5 separate regions of the Homo sapiens genome follow, and regions 2, 3, 4 and 5 are each linked to region 1. Evidence: chromatin loops called from intact Hi-C (ENCODE). Cell type or tissue: ascending aorta. All regions are shown on one strand. Region 1 holds the start of MIR5702 (microRNA 5702). Region 2 has its middle 46 kb from the start of MIR5702. Region 3 overlaps IRS1 (insulin receptor substrate 1). Region 4 has its middle 65 kb from the start of MIR5702. Region 5 overlaps RHBDD1 (rhomboid domain containing 1).

What was found. A loop is a pair of places that touch in the nucleus more often than their neighbours do. Peaks named below come from ENCODE experiments on the same cell type or tissue, not always from the same donor. Only the 100,000 strongest peaks of a DNase experiment are listed, where the experiment ranks them.
Region 2: it touches region 1 in a loop (2.4-fold over the local background); 6 of 110 quality-filtered maps call a loop at or near these places.
Region 3: it touches region 1 in a loop (4-fold over the local background); 59 of 110 quality-filtered maps call a loop at or near these places.
Region 4: a loop joins it to region 1, with 4 times the contacts of the local background. A loop is called at or near these places in 15 of 110 quality-filtered maps.
Region 5: a loop joins it to region 1, with 2.7 times the contacts of the local background. A loop is called at or near these places in 3 of 110 quality-filtered maps.

Annotation. Positions count from the first base shown.
Region 1 is chr2:226,658,233-226,663,232 of GRCh38, reverse strand. MIR5702 (microRNA 5702) reads left to right here and starts at 4,440; the gene lies at 4,440-4,523. In ascending aorta, no CTCF peak of the experiment used is centred here; DNase peaks (open chromatin) are centred at 1,262 and 2,472; H3K27ac peaks cover 4,699 bases.
Region 2 is chr2:226,610,118-226,615,117 of GRCh38, reverse strand. No RefSeq gene overlaps it. Among named protein-coding and RNA genes, the nearest start is that of MIR5702, 46 kb to the left of the region's middle. In ascending aorta, no CTCF peak of the experiment used is centred here; no DNase peak of the experiment used is centred here; H3K27ac peaks cover 1,410 bases.
Region 3 is chr2:226,789,015-226,794,014 of GRCh38, reverse strand. All of the region lies in intron 1 of IRS1 (insulin receptor substrate 1), which reads left to right. Among named protein-coding and RNA genes, the nearest start is that of IRS1, 8.3 kb to the left of the region's middle. RefSeq lists a silencer at 1,927-2,616. In ascending aorta, a CTCF peak has its summit at 2,417; DNase peaks (open chromatin) are centred at 2,294 and 2,644; H3K4me3 peaks cover 3,539 bases; H3K27ac peaks cover 4,894 bases.
Region 4 is chr2:226,721,701-226,726,700 of GRCh38, reverse strand. No RefSeq gene overlaps it. Among named protein-coding and RNA genes, the nearest start is that of MIR5702, 65 kb to the right of the region's middle. In ascending aorta, no CTCF peak of the experiment used is centred here; DNase peaks (open chromatin) are centred at 2,910 and 4,927; H3K27ac peaks cover 432 bases.
Region 5 is chr2:226,972,791-226,977,790 of GRCh38, reverse strand. All of the region lies in intron 8 of RHBDD1 (rhomboid domain containing 1), which reads right to left. It also overlaps a transcript of COL4A4 not described here. Among named protein-coding and RNA genes, the nearest start is that of RHBDD1, 140 kb to the right of the region's middle. In ascending aorta, no CTCF peak of the experiment used is centred here; no DNase peak of the experiment used is centred here.

The DNA.
Region 1 (5,000 bases):
GAGAGGTGGGACATCTGAGGGGTGATGGAGTCATTATTGGATTAATGGATTAATAGGCAATTGAGGGAGTGGGTTAGTTATCACAACAGTGGGTCTGTTAAAAAAGCCAGTTTGGTTGTCTGTCATGAAGTCCTTGCTATGTAATGCCCTGCACCACCTGGGTTCCCTGCAGAGTCCCCTCCAGCAAGAAAGCCCTCGCCAGATGCAGCCCCTCAACCTTGGATTTCTCAGCCTCCAGAACTATAAGAAACAAGTGTTTTCTCTTTATAAATTACCCAGTCTCAGTCATTTGGTTATAGCAACAGAAAATCAGCTAAGACAGCATTGGAGTCCAGACTCAGCTGTGCCATAACCTATGTGTGCAGCCCTGGGCCTGGTACTCACCCAATATGGGCCTTGCCTCCTTGGTACCATAAAAGAATTGGTTTAGATGGTCTTTCATGCCTTTTTAAACTTTGAGATTATTTAGTCATAAAATGATCAAAAATTAAACTGGACAGATTCTACTCTTTTCTGGGTAGACTGAGTGGTACTTCAGAGGATCTTTCTGCCCCTCATTTTCACAAGTGTCATGGGAAACATGGGTCTTTGCCACCCATTCTCGGCACTGTCTTCTACTAGGCCAGTGAATCCAAGCGACGGCTGTGGAAGGTGCACATCCAGAGTATTGCAATCACCCACGTGCCAGGCAGAGGAAAAACACAGGTGGCTCTTCTGCTGCCTCTGCACCTGCAAGGCAGATGATCTCTCATCACAACTTAATTCTCAGACAGGGTGCTTTGAATGGAGGCAGCAAGGGAGTCCAGGGTCAGAGCTGTTTCCCTTGTGGATGGTTTCCGTGGTGGCCCCATCTCAGAGATCTCCATCTGTCTTCCTGAACAGTGGGTGTTCTGGAGGAAATAGTTATCCTGCACACTTGATGGATGGATATTTACTCAGGAAGGGGATTTATTCCAGATTTAGAGATGGCAGAGGCAGGTCAGTTCCATCGTGGGCAGCCATGTGCAGTGGCCTTGTGGGCAGAACTGAGAACAGAGGGACCCAGTGAGAGGACATTTCGAGGAGCATGCCATATTGTCCTGAAAGGGGCCAGGCAGTGAGAAATGACATTTAGAGGGATTTATAGGCAAAACAACAAGGTGCTAAAAATAAACAGTAATACTCATGCAGTGAGTCACTTTAGAGGCATGTATAAATTCTTCGCTGACACCGTAAGAACGTGGGAGAACTTAGCACATGAGGAGAGAGCGGGGAATGGAATTGGCGTGGACGGGGGAGGCGCAGATGACCTGCTAGTTGGTTCTGGCTAGATGATCTCTGCCCCACTTCTGTGAGGAGGCATCTGTAGTCACAGATAGAAGGAGTGGTGGTATTTTTAAAGTGAACTGTTGCGATGATATCTGCTTAGCTTTCTCATGCTAATCTCTTTCTGTGGTAAGTCCTTCTAAAGTTATTGATTCATAGCAGGGGTTGCACTTTAAATCTAAGGGATCTCTGCATGTTAGGAAGATTAAGGGGTGGGGAGTAGAGTTCACACACGTTGGCATGAGGGGCCACATTGTGTCTTGGGAGAAGGATGTCGTTGAGAAAAAGGCTGGGTTCGTGTTCTAAGTTCAATAGAAAACAACTCAGCATTCTGGGGGCAGGGTTAGTGTACAGGAACTACTCTCTTGGTGACTTTTTGGAAACGGATCCTATAAACACGTATTTGAGCTGGTGGGGTGTGTGTGTGTGTGTGTGTGTGTGTGTGTGTGTGTGTTTGGAAACGAAACACATGGGGAGAGTGACATTCATTAAAAATGTCTGGCCGAGCGTGGTGGCTCACGCCTGTAATCCCAGCACTTTGGGAGGCTGAGGCAGGTGGATCACGAGGTCAAGATATCGAGACCATCTGGCCAACATGGTGAAACCCCGTCTCTACTAAAAATACAAAAATTAGCCGGGCGTGGTGGCATGCACCTGTAGTCCCAGCTACTCGGGAGGCTGAGGCAGGAGAATCGCCTGAACCGGGGAGGCGGAGGTTGCAGTGATCCGAGATCGTGCCACTGCACTCCAGCCTGGTGACAGAGAGAGACGCTGTCTCAAAAAAAAAAAAAAAAAGTCTAAGGCATTCTTTCCTCCCTTAATTCCTTTCCTTCCCTAATTATTTGTTGAGCACCTACTATGTTCCAGGGCTGGCACTTGTCCTTGGAGCCTAGTGATAGGTACTCATCCTGCTTATATTTGAGGGGAACAAGATCCAGATGTACAAGGTAAAGCAAGCAAATGTCAGCTGGTGATGAAGACATAATCAGGTTAATGAAACTGACAGGGATTAGGGGCATGTGGGGGTGGGATTTCTTGGTGAAACTTGAGAGATGACAAAGAGCCAACCCTGCAAGGAGCAGAGTGTTTCAAGCAGTGAGAATGATGATTGCAGAGGCCCCAAGGAGGGAAGGAATTGGCATGCTCTGTGACCTGAAAGGAGGCCAGAGAGGATGAAGCAATAATGAACAGGGTTAGAGACAGGAAGTGAACTGGTCATTTGGAGCAGGGTTTCTCAGCTGCAATGCTACTATTGGCATTTGGGACTGGAAAATTCTGTTGTTGGGAACCAGGCTGTGTATTAGACGACATTTTGCAGCATTCCTGGCCTCTACCCACTAGATGCAAGTAGTTTTCCCCCAGCTGTGACTGCCACAAATGTCCTTTGGAGTTGAGAATGACTGGTTTGGGCTGTAAGCCCACCAAAAGGGAGGTGGGACCCCAAAGGAGAGTTACTAAAATGTCAAACAAAAAAGGCGATGGGTAATTTTATGTATCTGCTTGTCTGGGACACAGTACCCAGAAATTTGGTTAAACATTTGGATGTTTCCTCGAAAATATTTTTTAAATGAGATTAACGTTTAAATGAGTAAGTGCTGAGTAAAGCAAATTGCCCTCCATAATATGGATGGGTCTCATTTACCCAGTAGAAGGCCTTAAAAAAAACAAAGACTGACCTCCCCACAGAAGACAGAATTCTGCCAATAGACTGCCTCCGAACTCTGCAGTGTCATCTCTTCCCTGGGTCTCCAGCCTGCCGGCCTACTCTGCAGATTGGGGACTTACCCAAATTCCCTAAAATTGCACACCAGACCCCACTTTCTTTATACACACACACACACACACACACACACACACACTTTCCCTTTCTGTCTCTCTCTCGCTATTGGTTCTGTTTCTCTGAATATATATATATGTATAAAATACACACACAGACACACACAAACACAGACATACACTCTCTTTCTATTTCTCTCTCGCTATTGATTCTGTTTCTCTGAATATATATATATATATATATATATACATACACACACATATATAATACACACACAGACACACACAAACACAGACACACACACTCTATTGGTTCTGTTTCTCTGAATATATATACACACACACACTATACATGCACACACACTCACACATTTCTCATCTCTCTCTCTTTCCTATTTTCTCTGTTTCTCTGGAGAATCCTGACTACTAGACTACTACAGTCACTATTCTTCTCACTTTGGCACTGAATCCAGGGATTCCTGTGACCATTGTGTCGGGCGGTGCCTGGTAGGTGGAGCTGGCAGTGGAAGTGGCTGAAGCCACCGTATAGCCTCAGGACCCCCACAGAGAACACACACTTTGGCCGGGAGCGCAATTTTCTTGTTGTGGGGCCCAGAGCAGGGCTGGCAATGAGGCCCTGTCCAAAGCCTCACAGTTCAGAGAGGCCTCATGGAAAGACGGTAGGAAATAGCTGCAGTAAGGACAGGACAGAGGGAATTGGATGGTTTCTGGTGCACCTGAGGTCACCCCTGGGAACACTCTTACTAATGAGTAGATAGGATTTTCAGTGGGGCTAGAGATATATGAGAGGAGGTGACAGTCAAGGAGATAGGGCCACTGCTATTTTGTGGTGATATTTTTACACCCAGGCTGATGTAGGGGAACTGAGGATGGAGACAGAGGAGAAATATCTCAATGTGAGTGTGACTTAATTATCTGGTGGTCCTCAAATGGTGCACAGATAAGTACAGACTATGTACTTGCAACCTGGCTGCTGGCTAACAAAAAAGAGTGGCTGGAAAGAGGTAATATACACACAGGTGGCTATTCTCTACACATTTCCTGCTCCTTAGGGACTTAGAGAGTTGCTTACGTTGTCACACCAAAAAGCACTTTCTTTTCCTGAATATTCAGAAGTTGGATTCTTTCTCAATAGAGGCCAGAGTGAAGAGGAAAAGTGGTTTCTTCTCTGTTTCCTGTTAGGAAAACACATAGGTTTGATGATTTGGACCGGAGATTCAAGAGAAGTTTCTTTTTATAGATGTTGGTTTTGGAGTGAGTTCCAGCAGTCATTACAGGTATCTCTCCAGTTGTCTCAGTAAACTTGCTGTGACTTGGCCTTAAGAGGAGGTTTGGCGGCCTCAACTCCTGGGATATGTTGCTGATCCAACCTGAAATCCTTCTGTAGGTTGAGTCAGCAACATATCCCATGACTTTTGGGTGATAACTTCTTTTATGTAAGACCACAAAGCAAATGGCCCTTTCTCCATAGTGTTGAATTTCCCAGAGGCTATGACCAGGGATTAGATGGAAGTAAAAAAAGTTTAAGAGAGACTGCTAAAAAGCATTGAGTAGTACATAACTTGGCTTAGTCAAGCTCTTCAAGTGTTTGTGGAGAGCCAATAATACCATGGGTAATTGAGAAGAAAATGTGTTTATTTTCACACATGGGGATAGCTCCAGTGGAAATGAATCCCTTTAAATATTTTAATTTCAATGTACTCCATATTATAAGAGCTGCACATACACACACTCATACATTTAGTTTTTGGCTTGTATTGCTTTTACTATGACTGTAGTTTTGCAAACTTGATGTTACATAAGCACATAAAAGTTTTTCTTAAAAATGATGCAATTTTATCAAAATGATCTAAATATAAAATCTCAAAAAAGGCCATGTCAACACATAGTTAACCAAG
Region 2 (5,000 bases), 48 kb after region 1:
GTTCCATCTGGCACCTACCGGAATTTTCCTCTAGAAAATCCTCAACCTTCTTCTGACCATTTATTTCCAGGGAAGCAGATGCCACCCTGAACTTCAGTCTTTTCTATCCATATATCTATTTTTAAATTTTAAAATATTTAATTGACAAGTAAAGATTGTATATATCCAAGTAGTGCAATATGATGGTTTGATAAATGTACACATTGTGTATAATGATTGCCACAGTCAAAATAAGTAGCATATCCATAATCACCCATGCTGTATATTATATTAGCTCTCCAGAACTTATTCATCTTATAGCTGAAAGTGTGTAACCTTGGATCAACATCTCCCCATTTCTCTCACCTCTCATCCTCTGTCCTACTCTCTGTTTCTATGAGTTTGACTTTTTTAGATTCTGCATACAAATGAGATGATAGAATATTTGTCTATTTCTAGCTTATTGCACTTAACATAATGTCCTCTAAGTTCATCTATGTTGCTGCAAATGGCAGAATTTCCTTCTTTTTTATGGCTGAAGAATATTTCATTGTATATATGAACCACAATTTATTCATTCATTCATTCATTCATTCATCAATAGGCACTTAGTTTCCATGTTGTGGTTATTATGAATAAGGTCTTAATGAGAGTGCAAATGGGTATAAAATATCTCTTTAAGCTACTGATTTCTTTTCCTTCAAGTATCTACCCATTGTATGGTAGTTCTATTTTTAGTTTTTTGAGGAAACTCCATACTGTTTTCCATAATGGCTGCACCAGTTGCCTTCCCACCAAAAGTGTACAAGAGTTCCTTCTTCTCCACATCCTTGCCAACAATTATTAATTCTTGTTTTTTTTTTAAAAAAAAATAGCCACCAGACTTCAGCCTTGAAAGCATGTGCATACATGGCCCACAGTAGTCAGCACATTCCATCCCACTGGCTAGGAGGATGGATTTGTTACGGGCACGGTAACCAAAGTCATACCTATCAGGATGAATACGATTCAATTTTGGGACTTTTGTTTGAGCTTTTCCACTGGGTCTTAAGCCTCAGAGGAGGTGGGGCTAAATCTTCTGTTGCCATTTTACCTTTACTTTGGCTTTATCAAAATGGTTGAAAGGCTAAGCCCAGAGATAGAAGAAAAGGTAATAAGATTTGGCCTACAGCCCCCAATCCTGCCATGTTCATTTCGGCACTAACCATGGGATTTTTACTTATGGGGCAAATATATATTTTTCTCCAAACAAAGAGCTCCGATTGAATTCTAATTGATAATCAGAGAAATCAGAGAAGCATAAAGTACTATGGAATAATTGCTCTACTAATCTGAGCACAAAATTTCTATAACTTAATTTAAAAATTGTGTGTGTGTGTGTGTGTGTGTGTGTGTGTGTGGTGCGATGTCTACCAGCTGCCCACCATCCTTTGTCTTAGGGTCTAATTCATTTAGAAAACTCAAGACAGGTGAAATGAAATAGTATATTAGCTATTCCCTAAAACAGCAAGTAAAATCTTTGACTTGTGGCTTTGAAAACTGTATATCATTTCTATTGTACCCAAGTTGGCAGCTCTAAACCCATTGGGTAAGAACTTTCTACTTTTCTTATTGAATACCATCAGCCTTAATGCAGATTATTAGTAAGGCAGATTATTTTGAGTTCTTGTGATATCTCAAATTATGAAATTTGAAACTGTGATATTTCAGATTATGTTCCTATATGTTTGGGCTACTGTTGGATATCCAATGAATGCAGTTTATTTAAAAATCCCAATAAAACTGAACCAAAAAGCTCAAAACATAGTTACTTTACAAATGTTCTCTTAAGGATGACTGATTGATTGATGTGTTGACACGAGAGGGTCAAGACAGCTGCACTGCTGGGTATACCAGTGGGCATGAGGGGCATGTGGACCAGTGAGTTATTTTTTGTTTCAAAATTTTAATGTGAAGGAAAAGGAGGAGGAACAGCAGTATATCTAGAGAATTGTCTAGAAGTAAAAAGCAGACTTGAAAGAAGAAGAGTTTAAAAGTACCAGGACAAAAGTCAAGAATTTATCATCAGTCTTGCTCCTGAATATCCACTGGGAACATACTGCTATTTTATTAGTGAAAACTTTTTTTTGGTCTGGTCATAGATAGGAGCAAGAGAAATCATTTGAAAGTCCAGGCCTTAGCAACTGTGACAAATTTACAAAGAGAAAAAAGGCAAAAAGATATTATAAGGACAGACATTTAGAATATACATCCAATGGATTCAATCGAAACTGAGTGCTTTCATCCTGAAGGCAGTCACAGCAAACACAATTGGAAAGCATCACAAATACCTTCAGCAAATGTCTAAAAATAAATCCAAGATTTTAGACTTTAGATCCATGTAGATCAAGAAGATCCAGTCTGAATGTGGTGGTGCACGCCTGTAATCCTAGCACTTTGGGAGGCCGAGGTGGGTGTATTGCTTGAGGCTAGGAGTTTGAGACCAGCCTGGCCAACATGGCAAAACCCCATCTCTACTAAAAATACAAAAATTAGCTGGACGCGGTGGTGCATGCCTGTAATCCCAGCTACTCGGGAGGCTGAGGCATGAGAATCGCTTTAATCCGGGAGCAGAGGTGGCAGTGAGCCGAGTTCATGCTACTGCACTCCAGTTGGGCAACAGAGTGACAATCTGTCTGTCTCAAAAAAAGGAAAAAAAAAAAAAAAAAGAAGATCCCAGAGACAAGGACAGACTGAGTTTCAGAGGAGGACTGGCCAAACACCCAGCAAGCGTTGGAGACCTGGGCCCAGGAAGACCTGTGTTTCTTTTCCCTTCTAAGGAAAAGAACTTCAGTGAAGAAAAAAAAAAAAGTCATGAATCCAGTTAATCCAAAATTAAAGTATCAAGAGTGACTCAACACTGAGCCAGTAAATAACCAACCTAGAATTTTTCCAATTGCATACATATAACAGGAGTTAAATGACTCACGTCTCAAAAGAGGAAAGCATAAAGCGGGGGTCACTGTGGAAATGATTCCTCTACCTGTCAGACCCTAGGCTTGGTCAACGGAAGGTAGACAGCTCAAGAATATCCACTGTGAAGAAACTGCCAACACAAACAGTCTGACAAAGTCTGGCAATGAGCAATAAGAGGGAATTTGGATAGGTGGGTGGAGTAATTGGGAGTTGGCAATAGGCAAATAGCAGAGGTACAGAGAAGCAGAGGGTCTCAGATGGATAGGATTCAGGACTCCAGAACTGAGAGCTCTGGCTCAAACAAAGCAAGAACACTTTGTCTAAAAAATCCTGGAGTAATTCGGAGTAAGATACTAAGAATAAAAGTCAAATATGAGACAATTGGATAAATATGTGATGGCTAGATCTCAGGCACAAGGCAACATGTTTGTCTGGCCAGGCAGGGATCTTTTGAGCCTTGATTTTGTGCTCTTTTGAACCTAGGGTGAAGTTCAGTCTGCTGTGAGAAGCTGTGAAATCCCACATCTGAAGATCAGATGGACATGCGGGCAGGGAAGACAGTGAAGCTCATCCCTATCTTTATTCCTCAAAATTCTGTCCTTGGTCTTTCTCTCCTAACTCTCCCTGGTTTCAGCTTCCTCATGGCCTCAGTATATACTGAGACGTTTTCCAGCTCTCTTTCTATATGTATATAAAACTACCTATTAAAACCTGTCCTCAGAAGTTCCTGGGATGTGGGCTGTTTGCGGCAGCCACAGCACAGGATGTAATTATGTGACCTCAGGTCATCTAGGAAGCTATCTTCAGGACTATCTTGTAGGAGATTAATGATTCATGTGATCTTATCATTCATCCATTCAAAGCACATTTACTTAATGGAACCAATGAAATCTCTACTTTCATGGAATTCACAGTCTATAACTACAGTTCTTAGTCCTAAATCCCAGAGACATTTCAGATTCAGTGTGTTCTGAAGTCACATCATATCAATGAGAAAACACAATTTGTTGTGTAGTATGGTGTGTCTGACATATTGCAGGTTTCAATGGCTTTTCATTAAACAAAAAACTTGTTGATTTCAGGAAATAGCTTAGTAAATAACAGTTTCCATGATCTAGTCACCTGACTTGATTGAATTAAACTGCTCTATTCTAACACCTTCTAAACAGTCCACAAATTGGTAATGTACAAGTAAAAAAAAACTTTAAGTGCACAATTTTACATTTATTACAGCTCTATGTTCCTTATGTAGAATGTAAATAACTAAAAATAATAAAATTTTACTACCCAGAGATAATCACTTCTAATCACTTATAATTATCTGGCATATAGGTTTCCAGATTCTCATACATATATGCTGACGCTCAGTAACTGTTTCATGTTTTGCTTTTTATATATTATATCATAAATTACCTTTTCATATTAGATATGTTTCTATAGTATAATTTTGCTGGCTACCTACAATCCCATCTTACAGATGTGCTGTAATTTATAATCTCATATTGCTTGAATATAGCTTGTCACTAGTATTTTCACTGTTACAAATAATGCTATGGTAAACATCTTATAATTATATCTTTGTGACTACTTATGACTATTTCCTCCAGGACAAATTCTTAGGAGAACATATAGGTTAAAGGATATGCAAAAATTTCAACATTTTTGCTTTTTATGTTGTCAAATTTAACTCCAGCACAATTTTTCCCCAAAATTACAATCAGGAATCAATTCCTTATGATGTCATGAACCTGACGATACGAGTTCTTCTGATAAATGATGCAACTAGTTATTAAATCTTCTATTTCCCTTCCATTGCATGAACCCTGCCTTTAACAAATAAAGTACACAATTTCATATTCAGATCTAACACCTGAAATTCTAGTGGTTAGGTCCTATTAGTTCATTTGTAATCGCATATTAGATGAAACTATTGCTGAAAATTTATTTAAATGTATCAAGTGGCCTGAGTTCTGATGTTAGGTTAATCTCATGTTGGTTGGACCTTTGGATTGTAGTGGAACATGGAGGACTTTTGAGCTCCAAGGAGCTTTAAGAAGTGCATGTTT
Region 3 (5,000 bases), 130 kb before region 1:
CCTCCACTTTTAGGGTTATTTGCTGTGTGCCTTTAAGTTCAAAAGTAGACACCACAGTAAATGCTGAAAGTTGGCTTTAGGTCTTCTGTGGCTAATGCCGTATTAAAAATGAAAAACATTTGTAATAGGAAATTAGCCTGCCCTTCGTTCTGTTGATCCTGTTTTCTGGTGGTCATAATTGTGGGTAGAAGAGAGTACAGTTTGCAAATAATGTGATGAGTTGGCAATGCAGAAGTTTCCAGCATTTGGAAACACTTTACTCTGACAAACTGATTATCTTGTGAATTTTATCTATGCTCCACAGAATGAGCTTTTAAAAGCACTGATTTTTCTTAATTTGTGTCCATTCATAAGAAATTAATCTGTGCCCTGGTTTCCTATTGACAGGTATTTATTTATCATGTGTTCATAGTCTTCTTAATTCTGTTTCCAATATTTGATCCATATAATTCTCTATTTTATAGAACAAGAAAAAGGTATATGAACACTCAAATGAAGATTTTGGGTGATATGTTACAAAAAGCATTTATTTGATCAGTATTTACTTCAACATTTATTTTCATCATTCACTAGAAGAAAGATTTAATTGTGTATATCAACATCAGTAGTACAAATCTTGTTATATCAAATGATGTTTTTGGGAGTCAGAATCCCTCAACACTTTAAGCATTTGTATTATAAAGTGCCTCATTGGTAAAATAATGAGAATTTGAAGAAAACCAGCCCAGCAGAACTAAAATTTTGGTTTTAAAGGAGATAAAGAGAATAAGTTTTTCTTACTTGTCATCTTAATTTGTTTAGGTTTCTTTTTATAGAGTAGAATAAATGATGTTTGCTCTGAAGAGAATTGATGACCAACTAGAATTTTCATTTTTAAAAAGGGCTTTAAAATAAAATTCTCCTATGTGTTGGATGCATTAAAAAAACAAAAACTCTACAAAATTCTATCCTTAACCTTCTTTGGGAAAATAAAATATTCTGGAATAATCATATAATCCTATTTCTAATAATTCTGGAGTAACAATCGACCATGCTTTGCACAGTGCCAGGAAAATTCTACAATGCGTATTTGAGATGTTTGTGTTGGTGTTTAAAGTGAGGCACCAAATGCTACCTGGCACATTTACATCCTCAATTCTGCTTGCTTGCCTGTGCCCTGTTGAGTCCAAAGATGTTATTCTATAGCTATCTGAAACAGACAGAAGTCAGACCTGTGAGTGGCAAACAGCTTCTGCTCCGAATGTGTGTGCAAACATTATTTTCCTCACTTCCTCAGCAATTGCTGTCTTTGCTTCTTTTCCTCATTTCTCAGGTAAAACCTGAGACTCGGTGAAAGGAATAGAGGTATGATGAGGCGTGGGCTCTGTTGAAACATCTCGGCTTGTTTAAAATTTTTCATTGTCTGTTAAGAGGAGAACACTTGTGAAGCACTGAGCTCAGGAGCTCTACTTGTTGGAAGCCTGTCTGCTTTACCTGTAGTCCAGTGACCTTTTCTGCCTGCCCTTTCTCTTGCATAGCCTCTTAGTTCTGGCTTGCTCGTTTTCTAGTACTATCCCCTGCCATCCCTTTGTTTCCACCTCTTATTTCATGTTCCTGACATTATCCTTTTTTTCTTTTGCTCCTTTTCAGAATTTCGCAGTACTTGTGGCCCACTCTCTGCAGAGAGTAAATTGAGAGCCCAAGAAGCAGGGCAAAAAGAGCCTCTCAGACTCGGTCATAGCAGCCCTGCCACCTTTACCTGGCATCAAATTTATCTTTTAGTTTTGAAACTGCAGCTGACAAAGACACAGACCCCAGCCATGCCTTTTGGGTTCAGTTTTTTTGTTTTTGTCATTCTTTGTTATGCCCTCCCCCTTTAAAAGAAAAAAGAAAAAGAAAAAAAACAGAAAAAGACTCTTTCCATTTCTTTTTCATTCAGTTTCCTTTTTTGTGATGTCAAGGATTCCGTACCTCCAAGGTTGCCTCCCCTCCCTCCCCTTTCCCCAGCCCTGTGGCCTTTTTGGCTGGCGCAAACCCTCTCGGCCCTGGCACTTTCCCTTTTCCGGGTCACCTCCGCTTCCTGCATTCCTTCTCCTCCCTCTTCCGAGCCCCCTTTCGCCCGGGGTGGGGGAATCTGCAGCCAGACCGCCCTCGGGTCTCCCGCCCCCGCCCGTCTCGGGTCATCCAGGGCGGTGGGGCCCCTTCCCGGGCCGCGTGGTCGGCGCTGGCGGGCGAGGCCCCGCCCTCGGGCACAGCCGCGCGGCTCTGGGTCCCGGGCGGGCGGGGCGGTTGGGCGCTGATTGGCCCCCACCACAGCCAATCAGCATGTGAAACGGCTGAGCCGCGGCGGGCGCGGGGCGGGGCTCTCCGCGGGTCCCCTGGCGGTGGTGGCGGGCGGGCGTCCCTGGGCCGCTTTCTGCCACCCTGCCTGGCACCTCTTTCCCGCGGGTGCCCGCAGGCCGAGCCGCAGGCCCCCTCTGCACCGCGCCCGCCGACTGAGGACGTTGTGCCCTCAGCTGTATTCTTGCATTTGGATCAGAATCCTAAGAATGAAAAAGTCCAACCAGCCCACGGACGGGGGCCGGAAACACACACTTGCTCTTATTTTTAATTGAGAAAAATCCAGGCCGTAACCATGTGACGAGCCCCATTTTGTTTCCCTTCTCTCTTTACTACGGTTTACTACGAGGCCACGTTCCTTCGTCTTCCGGTCTCGAGATCCGCGAGCAGGAGGGAGTCCCGCACGTGGCTGCGGGCCTGCGGGCCAGGTGGGGTTGGCCCGCGATTCCTGCCCGCCCCCCTCAACCAAGGGAGGGAGAGAGACCTGCGAGTGCTGCGGATGCCATCGTTTTGGGTCATGGGGGGAGGGGGAATTCCTTTGGCTTGAAAGTGCCCTAGGCTCCATACACTTTACTGCAAAGCACCAGAGCTAGGTAAGAGCTGGGAAAACGCATCCTCCTGGGCTGTGAGGGAGCTCACAGCGAAATGAAAGACGGGACTGCAGCTTGCAGATCCTGAGAACCCGGTGTGACAAGGGTTTGGGTAGTGTGTTCCTTAAAGGCTTGGAGGAAATGCTGTGGCGTTCTCAGACACAGATTCATTTTTCCATCATTGACAGTCCCAGTGACAGCCCGTCAATTTAGGCTGGGCACATCGATTTTGAAAGCTTGCTAGATTTGTGTTGTGTACCCTCCAGTAACCAAAATTATGTGAGATATATTACTACATGGGATGGAAAATGTGTTCAGATTTGGCCTTTCTAAAATAAGGAAAATAAGAAAGAAAAGTGCTATGGGAGTATTTTCTCCTCCTCCTCCTTCCCTCTCAAATAAGCATTTCTCACCAGCCAACATCCCTCTTGCATCACTGAATCATAAGATCCCAGGGCAGCGCTTTTTCTGAGGGGCCAAGTGAAACATCACAGGTGGAAACGTACCAAGCAGGTGCAAATGTTATGACCCAAAACTGCTACTGAGCAGTGGGAGAGAGTTTCTCTGTTGTTCCAGAAAAGTTTGAGCAGCTAATAATTTGCTTAATGTTTGCAATTGTTTAGGTATCTTTTTATAGTAAAAATAAATCCATAAAATGTTGCATATATTGTAGTCATTTCTCTGAGTTCCCCCTCAATAAATACTATCTCCAGCATTGCCCTACAGGAAGAGACTTGGGATCCAAAGGGCATGCCACCTTTTTTTTTTTTTTAAATCACAATTCCAGGAAAATAGCTTTGTGCTATCTTAAATGATGCAATGGAAAAAGCAGTTCTTGGGAGCCAGAGATCTTGGGCTCCAACACAGCCTGTGCCCTTCACTAGCAGAGTGACCTTGGGCAAGTCACTTAATTTCTCTGGACCTATTTCTTCATCAGTAACTTGAGGATTTTGTTCTAAATTATTCTAACCTCCTTTGCAGCTCTAAACATAGGAATGTTGTGGAGAAAATGACTGATACTCTTTAATGGGTCAGTTGCAATGAGGATTCTTTCCGAAGAAGCTGTTGACAGGGTCATGATAAAGCATGAGAATAGCCTGTTCTGTCCATTTCTAGCCTTTGGATCAGACATTCTTTATGGACAGACTGGGGCCTGGAAGGAAAACATTGTTTGATTCAGGCCTGACATTAACTTTTCTTGCTTCAAGGGGGCATTTTCGAGTTTTAACAAACCCTAAGACAAACCCTCCTGATCGACCAGCCTAAGTTTTTGGAACCATCTCTAGACTGAATTATGCTCCTCTTCCTTCCGCCTTTTTAAAAATAAAATGTGTGTGGGAATGCAAGGCACCTGCTAGTTCCTACATCCTAAGGTCAGCTCTCAGAAACATCCCACCCCTCCCCACACTATAGAGTAAGCTTTAACCAGTGCACACTGTGGAAATTAACACATGCATCCTGTTGGAAATCACCTCTTTTTCAGGGGTGGTGTGTTTGTGGATAATGTGTCTCATTTGTACCATCAGTGTTCTTCAGTGAGACAGCCATTTAAGTGAATGGTAAGGAAATTTGAGAAGCCAACTGGGGACTATAGGAGGCCTTCCACAATTTTTTCTTTAGCTTTATTTTTCTCTCTTAGGTGTATGAAACAACTCAATATTTCTCTTGCTGGCAAAATTAGTGTTGTCCAGATTTTTTGTGCTTTAGGGTTTTTGATTAGTTAGTTGAGCCAACACTGCTTTTCCAACCCTGTGTTATCTTGACTGTTGAGTTGCCAATATATTCAGAAGCTCCGACCTTTTTTGTCCCTCCATGTGGATTTCACAAGTCATTAAAATAGTCTGTTGCCTCTTAAGAAACTCCACGGACTTATGCTTTTCCAATCCTCTCACTATAATCAGATATGTGTCTTAGCTGAATAGTATATAAATGGTTCCTTTTATTTTGATGGGTTGGTAATTTAGTATATTGGAACATTTCACAGTTTTAAGGTTTTGTTTTGTTTTAAAGAAAGCCATTTCCTCAATTATTTCCTCATGTTACAAAGTTACTGGAAATTGTATTCAAGGAAAATAGCTTCTTGTGAATCAT
Region 4 (5,000 bases), 63 kb before region 1:
GGGGATTATTGGATTTAAAAAAAAAGAACCATTGTTCTAAACTGAGTCACAGATAAAATAGGAAGGTATTTCCTTGGCATTTTCATCATAAAATCCCACTATTCATTCATCACACCCTAAATTCTAGAAGGGGACTTGTCCAAGGTCACCCAGTTAGAAAGTAGGATTCCAACTTAGTTTCATTAATAATCCAAACACACGGAAACTGAAAAAGAAACCATGTTCTTTAAAATCCTGGTAAACATTTACGTCACTTGGTTGACAAAAAATGCCATGGAGAATCTCTTGATTTTCAGTTTTGATGCTCCAGGCACAACTTGTGCCCCTCCCCAGGTCCCGCTCTTTAATCCAACTTCCTTCTCCAGCGCTTCTGAAGGCTTCTGGTTGAGTCAGGATGGAAGTGCTCCTTGGCTGTCTCGTATTAACCTCTTAACACTCAACTCTTAATTAAAAGTTTTTCCCTACCCTAATGGGGTACACGCTGCTTCTCATTTGCTTTTCACAAAAAACGGAAGCCAAATACACACACACACACACACACACACACACACACACACACACCCTCACCCCACCCACACACACAGCCAGCCACACACACAAACACATTCCACCCATACACACACACCCACAAACACACCCCATTCATACACACATACAATTCGAGGAGGAAATGTTAATGATTTGTCTAAAACAGCAACTTTTGTGTTTTTTTCTTTTTTTTTTTTCATCAGCAGGGTGTTTCTGGTTTAAATTCAAAGGTTTCATTTAATTACACATCCTCCTCTCCTCCCCGCCACACACCAACTATTCCAGTTAGGAGAGTCCCATCCCCCATATGTGAAAAAAAAGATGTAGAGTTCTGAGTCTGGTTTACTTCATCTGTTGAAAAATAAAGTAAGTTTGGCTGAGCTAAACAAACTTCTTCCTGAATAGAGTAACCCTCCCATGTCTGTTTGCCGAAATGTTTGACAGATGGAAATCTGACGGGGAGCATTTCTTTTAATGACCGTGTGAAAACTTCAGATCTTAGTTTTGTCTTGCCACTAACTAACTGTGACTTCAAGCAAAGCACTTCTTTTCTCTGGCTCTCCAGCTCTTTGTTTATAAAATAGGAGGGACATCTGATCTTAACCTGGGGTTCAGAATTTTCTCAACGCTCTCAAATTGAATGCAATTTTTTTTTTTGTGAGTGTAGCTGTGTCCATTTTTGATTCCCGGGGAAAAGGGATTGTGACTTCCAGTGAATTCACCAAGGATTCTGTGATTGCAGAGAAATGGTTTGTAAAAGCATAACATTTCATGATTTTGACATTTGATGCTAAACTTTCAGCTACGCCTCCTGAGCGGGTCAACTGAGACACCAAGTGAAGAAAGAAGTCATCCTCCTTAGGACAGCAGGCTGTGAGCCAGCATCCCTTCCAACTCCACGGTCAACAGCACATTACAGGGACAGGCAGAGAGAGGCCACAGGTTCAAGCAGGAGACGTGTTAGTTTAGCCGTTTCTTTTGGTTGTTGGTATTAGCTCCTCAGACATGTGTATCAGAGAAAAAAGGCTGTGGTTGGGTTTTGTAGTTTGTAGTTGTAATAAAACTCTGTGTTTGAGTTTAAAAGAATCATGACTTTTGTGATTCCCTATAACAAGTTTTATAGAATTAGGGACTGCCCTAGGACAAGAATATTAGGTCAGTGAAATTTGTCCCTATTCTTTCTCCTCTCATTGCTACACCTTGGCTGAGAGTGGGTACTCCCCCTTACCAAATGCTTTCACGGGACCCAGAGTCTTTCTGGAATGGAGAATACATATCTGACAAGCTCATTATTTTTTCCCAGAGGTGTATGAAATTAATGTATTAGCTCCCAGGTATTTGTCTCAAAAAGAAAACCTACCCTGAGGGAAGAAAGAGAACATTTTAGCAAAAGGGGACTGATTGCTAATGGTGGCATTTTAGGTATCAGTGTGGGGACATATTTTAGGGGGAGAGTTGAGACATATTTAGCATGTTATAGACAGTGAGCCTTGCAAACTATTATGATGAAGTGGTCCCTTTCCCTTCCATGTCATTAAAAACAAACAAACAAACAACAACAACCAAAAAAACTGTACTTTGAGCCCAGTTCAGTGGCTCACATCTGTAATCCCAACACTTTGGGAGGCCAAAGTGGGAGGATCGCTTGAGCCCAGGAGTTCGAACAAGCTTGGGTCACATAGTGAGACTCCACTTCTACAAAAAGTAAAAAAAAAGCCGTATGTGGTGGTGTGTGCCTGTGGTCCCAGCTACTTGGGAGGCTGAGGTGGGAGGATCACTTGAACCTGGGAGGTCAAAACTGCAGTGGGCTATGATTGCTCCAGCCTGGTGACAGAGTGAGACCCTTGTTTCAGAAATAAATAAATAAATAAATAAATAAAACTTTACTTTAAAAATTAATAGAACTTGCATGTTTGCTAAATGAAAAAAGCTCCTTTCTAAGTTTTTGGAGTAATTTTAATTCTGGATAAATTCACCACAGATATACTTTTCCTCTCCTTTGTTTTTGGAGTCCGGGGGTCCCTACTTGACTGGTGCTGTCAAGTCCTGTCTGAGTTCAACACCCTTTTACTCACATCTCTGAAGGCATCTGCTATAGATGACCCACTATTCCACCAGTACATGAAGCTGGCTCTGACTTATCCCAACATGAACCTTGCTTAATTATGTTGGCAGAAAAAGAACTGAAACAGGAAAAGAACTAAAGAATTTCCTTCTGGCTGACAAACAACTCCTTGTTGCTACTAATGGGAAATCTATTTTTACTCTTCCGTACCCCAGCGATGGAGTTGATCTTCGTGACACAAAGAAACTCTCAGCCAAAAATTTTAAAAGTACAGGCTGGGTGTGGTGGCTCATGCCTGTAATCCCAGCACTTTGGGAGGCCGAGGCGGGTGTGTCACTTGAGGTCAGGACTTCCAGACCAGCCTGACCAACATGCTGAAACTCCGTCTGTACTAAAAAAATACAAAATTAGCCGGGCATGGTGGGGGTTGCCTGTAATCCCAGCTGCTTAGGAGGCTGAAGCAGGAGAATCGCTTGAACCCAGGAGGTGGAGGTTGCAGCGAGCCGAGATCGCGCCACTGCACTCCAGCCTGGGCAACAGAGTGAGATTCTGTCTCGGGGGAAAAGAAAAGTACATTACTCGTTGGAGATTATGAGCTCAAAATATCTTCTCTGAGAACCTACACTACAGCATGTCAGGTAGGAAGCCTGCACACCATGTGCTTGTTCCATAAAAATGTTGAGCCCCCAGTGAAACCATAATCAACCATTGGAGGTTTTCACCAATGATGAGCATGCCATTGAAATCTGCCATTTAATTTCTTGTATCAATTATGGAGAGATGAGTTTATATTCTGAAAATGGGCTTTGCCATTGAAATGAGGCAGCCCTAGGCCAACCTGGAAATTCCACTAACTCACGAAGAGGCCATGGGAAAATTGCTTAACTTCTCTATGCCATAGTTTTACCATCTGCAACGTGGGGATGATGATACTCTGCAGAGGTCTGGGAAGTTATGAAAGGTACCCTGCCATAGGCAAAGCATTTTGAAAATGCTTCATCCATAGCTGGCCCTCAGTACATTGTAGAGATTACATAATAATTTTAATTCTAAACAGCTTCACAACTTTTGGACGAAATCTCTTCCTTCATTCCAGTTTGCTCTACCTTTTTGTAACTGTGAAGTTTAAAAGGCCCTAGACAGGAGGAGAAATTCCTTGCTTGTAGTCCTTATCCTATCTTTTTCATAAAAAAGAAAAAAAAAAAAAGATGTTCAAGGAAAGTTCAGGATGAAGCCAAGATGGGATTTTTGTGATCATGGCACTGCTTCTCAGAACCGCACTTATACAGTTTTCTGAGCACCGAACTGACCCTGATGAGGAAACGGGAAGTTAGGAATAAGAAACAAGCCAGCTAGTTCTACCTTTAATTCTAACTACTGCATTGCTTCCTCCAGACAGGAGCTGTAACTAGAAACTCCCATCAATCCAGGCTTGCTAACTTTAAGGTGCATTCACATATGATTCCAGATTCTCTCACTCTCACACTTCTTCCTCATTTAAGTGCTACTGTTTTGTTCTGAACCAGGAGTGTTCTTTCGGAGATGCTGGTCCATTGGAAAATACCTCATACACCATTTTGCCACTGGGGTTGGCCAGGTTTGAGTTCAGTTCTTTTTATATTTCAGATCAAAATGTAAGAAGAAAAATATTTAAGAAGAGCCTGTTGTTTCTCTTTCATTGGTTCAGATGCGTTAAAGCCACTTTCGTAGTTTATTTTGTATCAGCTGGAGTTTTTTACAACTCAGGTGAATTTTAGCTTTATTGAGGGGAATTAATCTAAAACACTCTTTACGCCGGTTTCTATTGACTTGGGTTAATCGTGTGACCGCGGTGGCTGGGTTCCCCTCACCACGGTGTCTTTGAAAAAGGGAGATCGGCAGGGAGGGTGTCCTGAGAAACCCTGCCAATCCAGGCTCTGTTATCCAGATGAAGGGAGCGCCCTGAGCGTGAGAAAGGAGCCTGGAGCCTTGAGCAGGGCTGCACTCTGCCTCTTCCTCCTGTCTTGTTTCTTACCTTCCCCTACTGTCTTTCATTTCTCTCTCCCTCCATTCTTAGGCAGGGCCAACCTTTCACAGCAGTATTTTTAGTTCTCATATGGGAACATCAACTTGTTTCTCTCCGTGCTTCTCTCTCCCTTTACCAAGGATGCGTGATGATTTTCCTACTTGTGTGTTCAAGGGCGTTGGGAACATTGTGCGCTTATATTTAACCCCTTACATTTCCCTGAGGTGCTTTGTTCATTGCACATGAACTTTTAATTCTTTCCAGGCTGTGTGTTTTGTCCAGACTGCAGCTTTCTGGCGCTTGGCCTGCCTCCTTGTTTTAGGGAAGCTTATTGCTTCACAGTGAGACCATCTGACAGTTGTTATCTGCAACCTGAGAGACAGAACTGCCAGCGATGAGTGC
Region 5 (5,000 bases), 310 kb before region 1:
CCCAGTGTGAATTTATGAGCTGCTAAACCTCAAAAGATTTCTTCAATTAGCAATGAAGACTCTTGACATATTTGCAGCCTGATATAGGGGCTGCTCTTTATATAATTTGGGGTGTATCAGAACTTTTCCTTACTTTTATTTACCTCGGATGACAACTATTATGCTTCTCCCTGTGCAGCGTTTGATCCTGCTAATTATGCTACAGGGCCAGGATGGTGTTTCACGGTTCACCATTGCTCCTGGGGCAGGCTACAAATTATACATAATGCACTGCATTGTAATTGCTGCATTGTGAACTTTGCTCGCCTTTCCAACACAAAATACCGACATCTAAGTTGTTTTATTATTAAAAACCATAAGGGATTCTTTTGGATTATAAACATCTGAAGACGTAACATTCTCATGAATTCCAGCCGGCTATTTCGGACACTCAGTGGGGCAGACAAGGCTGAAAAGCAAAGCAAATACACTTCATATTTGTGTTTACAGAAAAAAAGGAGGCGGCAGTCATGAAGGCAAGACTGTGTTAAATGCAAAACTAAAGGGAGGGGGAGCTTGCCGAAGGGGAGACACAAACTGAACTGGGAAACCAGAGACGCGAGACATCCAATGATGCTCCTTGACTTCTCTGGGCCTCAAGTTCCTCATTTCCAGAACAAAGGCACAGAAACAAATGACCAAAAAGATCCCTTTTTCCATGAAGACAGGCATTCATGAGAGCAGTGGCTTGTTTCTGAGTCTCACTTGTGAGGCCAGCCTTATCCCAGCCTGAAGGGTAAACCAGGAACCCGAGTCTTGTGCCAGACAAGAGGCCTCTGCCATCCACCCTGTTTGTTTGGGGCCTCTAAGAAATAGATAATGGCTCTTTCAATGGGAGGAGGGGGTCAAAATAAATGAAGCCTCAGTTTTATATATAAAATGCCACCAAGTGGGGAAAAATATCAGAGCAGTATTGTGGTCACTGAAATTTATCACTGCCCTTGTGACCCAGGGCCAAGAGGCCTCACTCCAGACACCTACCCGATAGGCCCAAGTCATAGTACCTTGTGCCTGCAGCACTTAGAAGCCACACCCAGGCCCCGTTAAGGTACTCCTAACCCTCCCTTCTCTCCTCCTCTCAAAATGAGACAATAGCCTGATGTGTGAAGTTGGACTGGGGTCTCTTCTCTTCCTCTAAGTGTTCTAGATGAGCTTAAGGTAGCAGCAGCACCACACGGAACTGTGTGCATTCTTCATCAGTATACGGTGGTGAGTCTCCTACACAGTGAAGATGGGATAGTCAAAGAAGAGGAAAAGGCAGGGGAGGGTTTCCAGGTAAGGAGGCGTGGGTAAAGCTCACACATTTTGATAATTTACAACAAATTGTTACTATATTGGGGTACTGCTCCTTTGATGTTGCTGCATGTCAAAGCAGCTGAAGCAGACGTCTCGACTTGGACTTGGGAAGTCACTGACTAGACATCCTCATTTCTCTTTGTCTAGTGGTGTCTCCAGGGGGGTGGGCATATCCAAGATCTAGTATGACCAGAGGACACAGACAAGGTGACAGAGGACTTAAGTGACAATGGACAAGAGCTCCACACCTGGACTGCCCCAGAAGCCCTGCTTGGCTGCTAAGTTTGGGCTGGCCTTGAGGGAAGAGCAGGCTGTGCTCTCACACCTTCCAAGTGTCCCTAGTACCAAAAACTTGGGGCTTTGTACCTCTGCTCCAATCCATACTGCACATAGTCTCCAAACCAAACAGCCAGGACTTGTGACCAGACAGGCCCTGCTATGCTAATGGGGGCAGGAGACCTATTTTCAACTGGAACCATGAGTGTGACTGTTCCCCAGATCTAGATACAGAACACAACAACCCTGGGGCCACTTACATTACTCCTGCAGCCAAATGCACTCAATCAGAACCCTCAGAGGGACAAGGTAATCTTGCCTGCTATCTATTGGTGACAATGAAATCTTGCTTTTGTGTATTATCTCTTTTCAAACATTTTCTAAATAATCTGTAGTTCCTAAGCATCATCATAACTTTTAATATGTCAGTACACAAGGCAATACTTAAGGAGTTTATGTACAAATCATTGTCGAAAATTCCAAGCCTAACAGATTTTAATGAGTTCCTTCTGCATGTAGAAATAAATGTATTTCCCTGCATTGGACAATAGTTTGACGCCATCTTTAAATCCAAGCAGATTCCCCTCTTCTGTACCAAACTGCCCATTTCATTAGGAGGGCTAATAAGGTTTTCTATCATCTGAGTAGGACTGGCCTGGCTTCTGGGTGGCCCGAGGGGGAAATAAGAATGAGGAAAATCAAGAAGTTGCTCCCTCTAGGAGTGGGGCCCTCCCTCACCCCATGGCCATTCTGAGGAAAGCAAACTGTCATTGAGTTCGGGCCTCCCTCACCTCCAGCTTTATTGAGGTCTAATTGACAAATAAAATTGTATAAGTTTAAGGTGTACAACGTGATGATTTTATATATGTATTTATAGATGTGTGTGTGTGTGTTTGTGTGTGTAGTGAAATGAGTACCACAATCAAGTTAATTACCTCAGGGGCATCGATTCCACCTTTTCTACATGGTCCTGTTATGAAGAGTTTCTCTTTATTCTCATTTATCATTCTGGGGCACCATATTAAATCTTGGGAGGCCCTAGGAGAGCTCAGATCTGAAAGATTTTATATTAGAAATGGAACTGCCAACTAAATGGAAGGAGGAGCTGGTGGTTTTAAAAACATAATTTCCTTGCTACCCACTAAGAGTCCCAGTTCTCTCCACGTACCAAGGAGTCACTGCTGCTGATTCACGTGTGGCCATCAGAGCAGTGGAACTAGGCCTCATCTGTGCCACAGGAGCACAGCCTGGAAGAGATACATGGCCTGAAAATGGTAATGGGAGCACCAAGATCTCCAGGATGTCCCTGAGCCACGCACTGGCGAGGTACCTGAAAAGAGTGATCTCCAATTATACGATGACACCGTGAGCACTGTATGGTTCACGACTCTCAGCACTGTACAGTTCACGACTCTCAGCCTGCAGGGAGTATCCACCCTGCTCTTGGGTGCGGGACACTAAAGAGGATCCTGGTGCCTGGAAATCTATACAAATCACTTCCACAGGTACCTTCCCATTTATTTTAGAACCAAACCAGAAGAATGTAATAACTAGATGTCTCTTTTGTACATCCTTGTTCAACGAAAAAGTGACTCTAAAGAAGTTAATACCTTGACAGTCAGGACTAAAAAGAGCAACACCCAGGCCGGGCACGGTGGCTCACGCCTGTAATCCCAGCACTTTGGGAGGCCAAGACCTGTGGATCATGAGGTCAGGAGATCGAAACCATCCTGGCTAACACGGTGAAACCCCGTCTCTACTAAAAATACAAAAAATTAGCCAGGCCCAGTGGTGGGCGCCTGTAATTCCAGCTACTCAGGAGGCTGAGGCAGAAGAATGGCGTGAACCCAGGGGGTGGAGCTTGCAATGAGCCGAGATCACACCACTGCACTCCAGCCTGGGCGACAGAGCGAGACTCTGTCTCAAAAATAAAATAAAATAAAATAAAATAAAAAAAGGGCAACACCCATACAACACTCTGGGCTCAAGTCCCTCTTCAGCGGAACCTTCCCACATTCTATGCACAGGGCAGAGAAGACTCAGAATGCTAATTATTTCTTTGAAGTGTTACACCGAGTGCTGTGCAAAAAGGAATCGCAGGTGAGACAAACGCCGGCCATCTGTCAAAGCCTGACAAACTGGGTAAGGAGGCAAGCATGTGGAAAGGCGGTGAGGGGCACTGGGCCTCTTACCCACAAAACCCTCAAGCTCATTGCAGAGAGGCAGCCACTCTGCTATCAAAGAGCCCATGCGAACGAAAAGGAGATTCTCAGGGGTGGGCAGCCAGGAGGATGAACAGGCAGAATCACAATTCTAACACACAGTAGCCTTACTCATGGGCTCCGGAGTTGTTCTAACGCTCACAGGAATGCTGCAAGAAAGATACGACCTACTTCACTTCTGCTAGTGAAGGAGGCAGGTCAAGGCTCTTCTCATCTGGTTTTCACTTGCTCAGACAATAACAATGATAACAAAATGCTTGCTGCTTCCAAGAATGAACATCTCCATCTGTTTACTCTTGATCTAACTTACCTTTGTCTCTGGAAGAAAACAATTCAAACATAAAATGTTAGAGAGGTCCTTGCTAAGGGGACTAGGCAGGGAAGAGAGTGAATATTACATCTAGGAATCATTTTATGAACTACTCCTAAGGCAGTAGAGCTTTGCTCTTGATCAGTAAACACCAATCTTAGAATGGGGGCAGTTGGGTAAATGGCAAAGCCAATGAGGAAACAGAGTGGAAAAAGGAACAGGCAAACACTCACTTCCCAACTTTCCCAGATAATGAGCCCAGACATCTCCCCCAGGCACCCACTTCTTGGTCACCAGCATCTCTAGCACAGGAAAATGTCTTAAACAATTTTTTTGAGTAATGATTTCCTTAACTTGATGCCAGGCAAATCTCATTCTTTCTCTGGGAAGGATATACTTTGGGATTCCTGCTACAAATTAAATGGTTTGGATGAGTTTGGAAGAAGATCATTTAAGGACAATCAACACTATATAGTTCCGTACACACACATACACACTGCAAAAAGGAAATACTGAAAGTGAACAAGAACCCCGAGGCTGAAGTCCAGGGAGGAACTTCTGTGAGGAAGGATGGCAGCCACAGGGCACAACCCAAACTCAGGTAGGGCTCTGAATCTCTACTTTGAAGTCCAGGCCTACCAAGAAATTAAAACATAAATATAGAAAATCATATAGCAGTGGGGGAACCTGCATGGTTTTTTGTTTTTTTTTTTTTTTTGCTACAGGCTTCCTTCCTTTCTTTAACTTTAGTTGATAAATGGAGGGATTGGGCCTTCTAAATACATGTGGTAACTTGTGTACTTACCTATAACCCAACCAAAAACTGACAGAAACCAAAACATTTCAAATAGACTTCA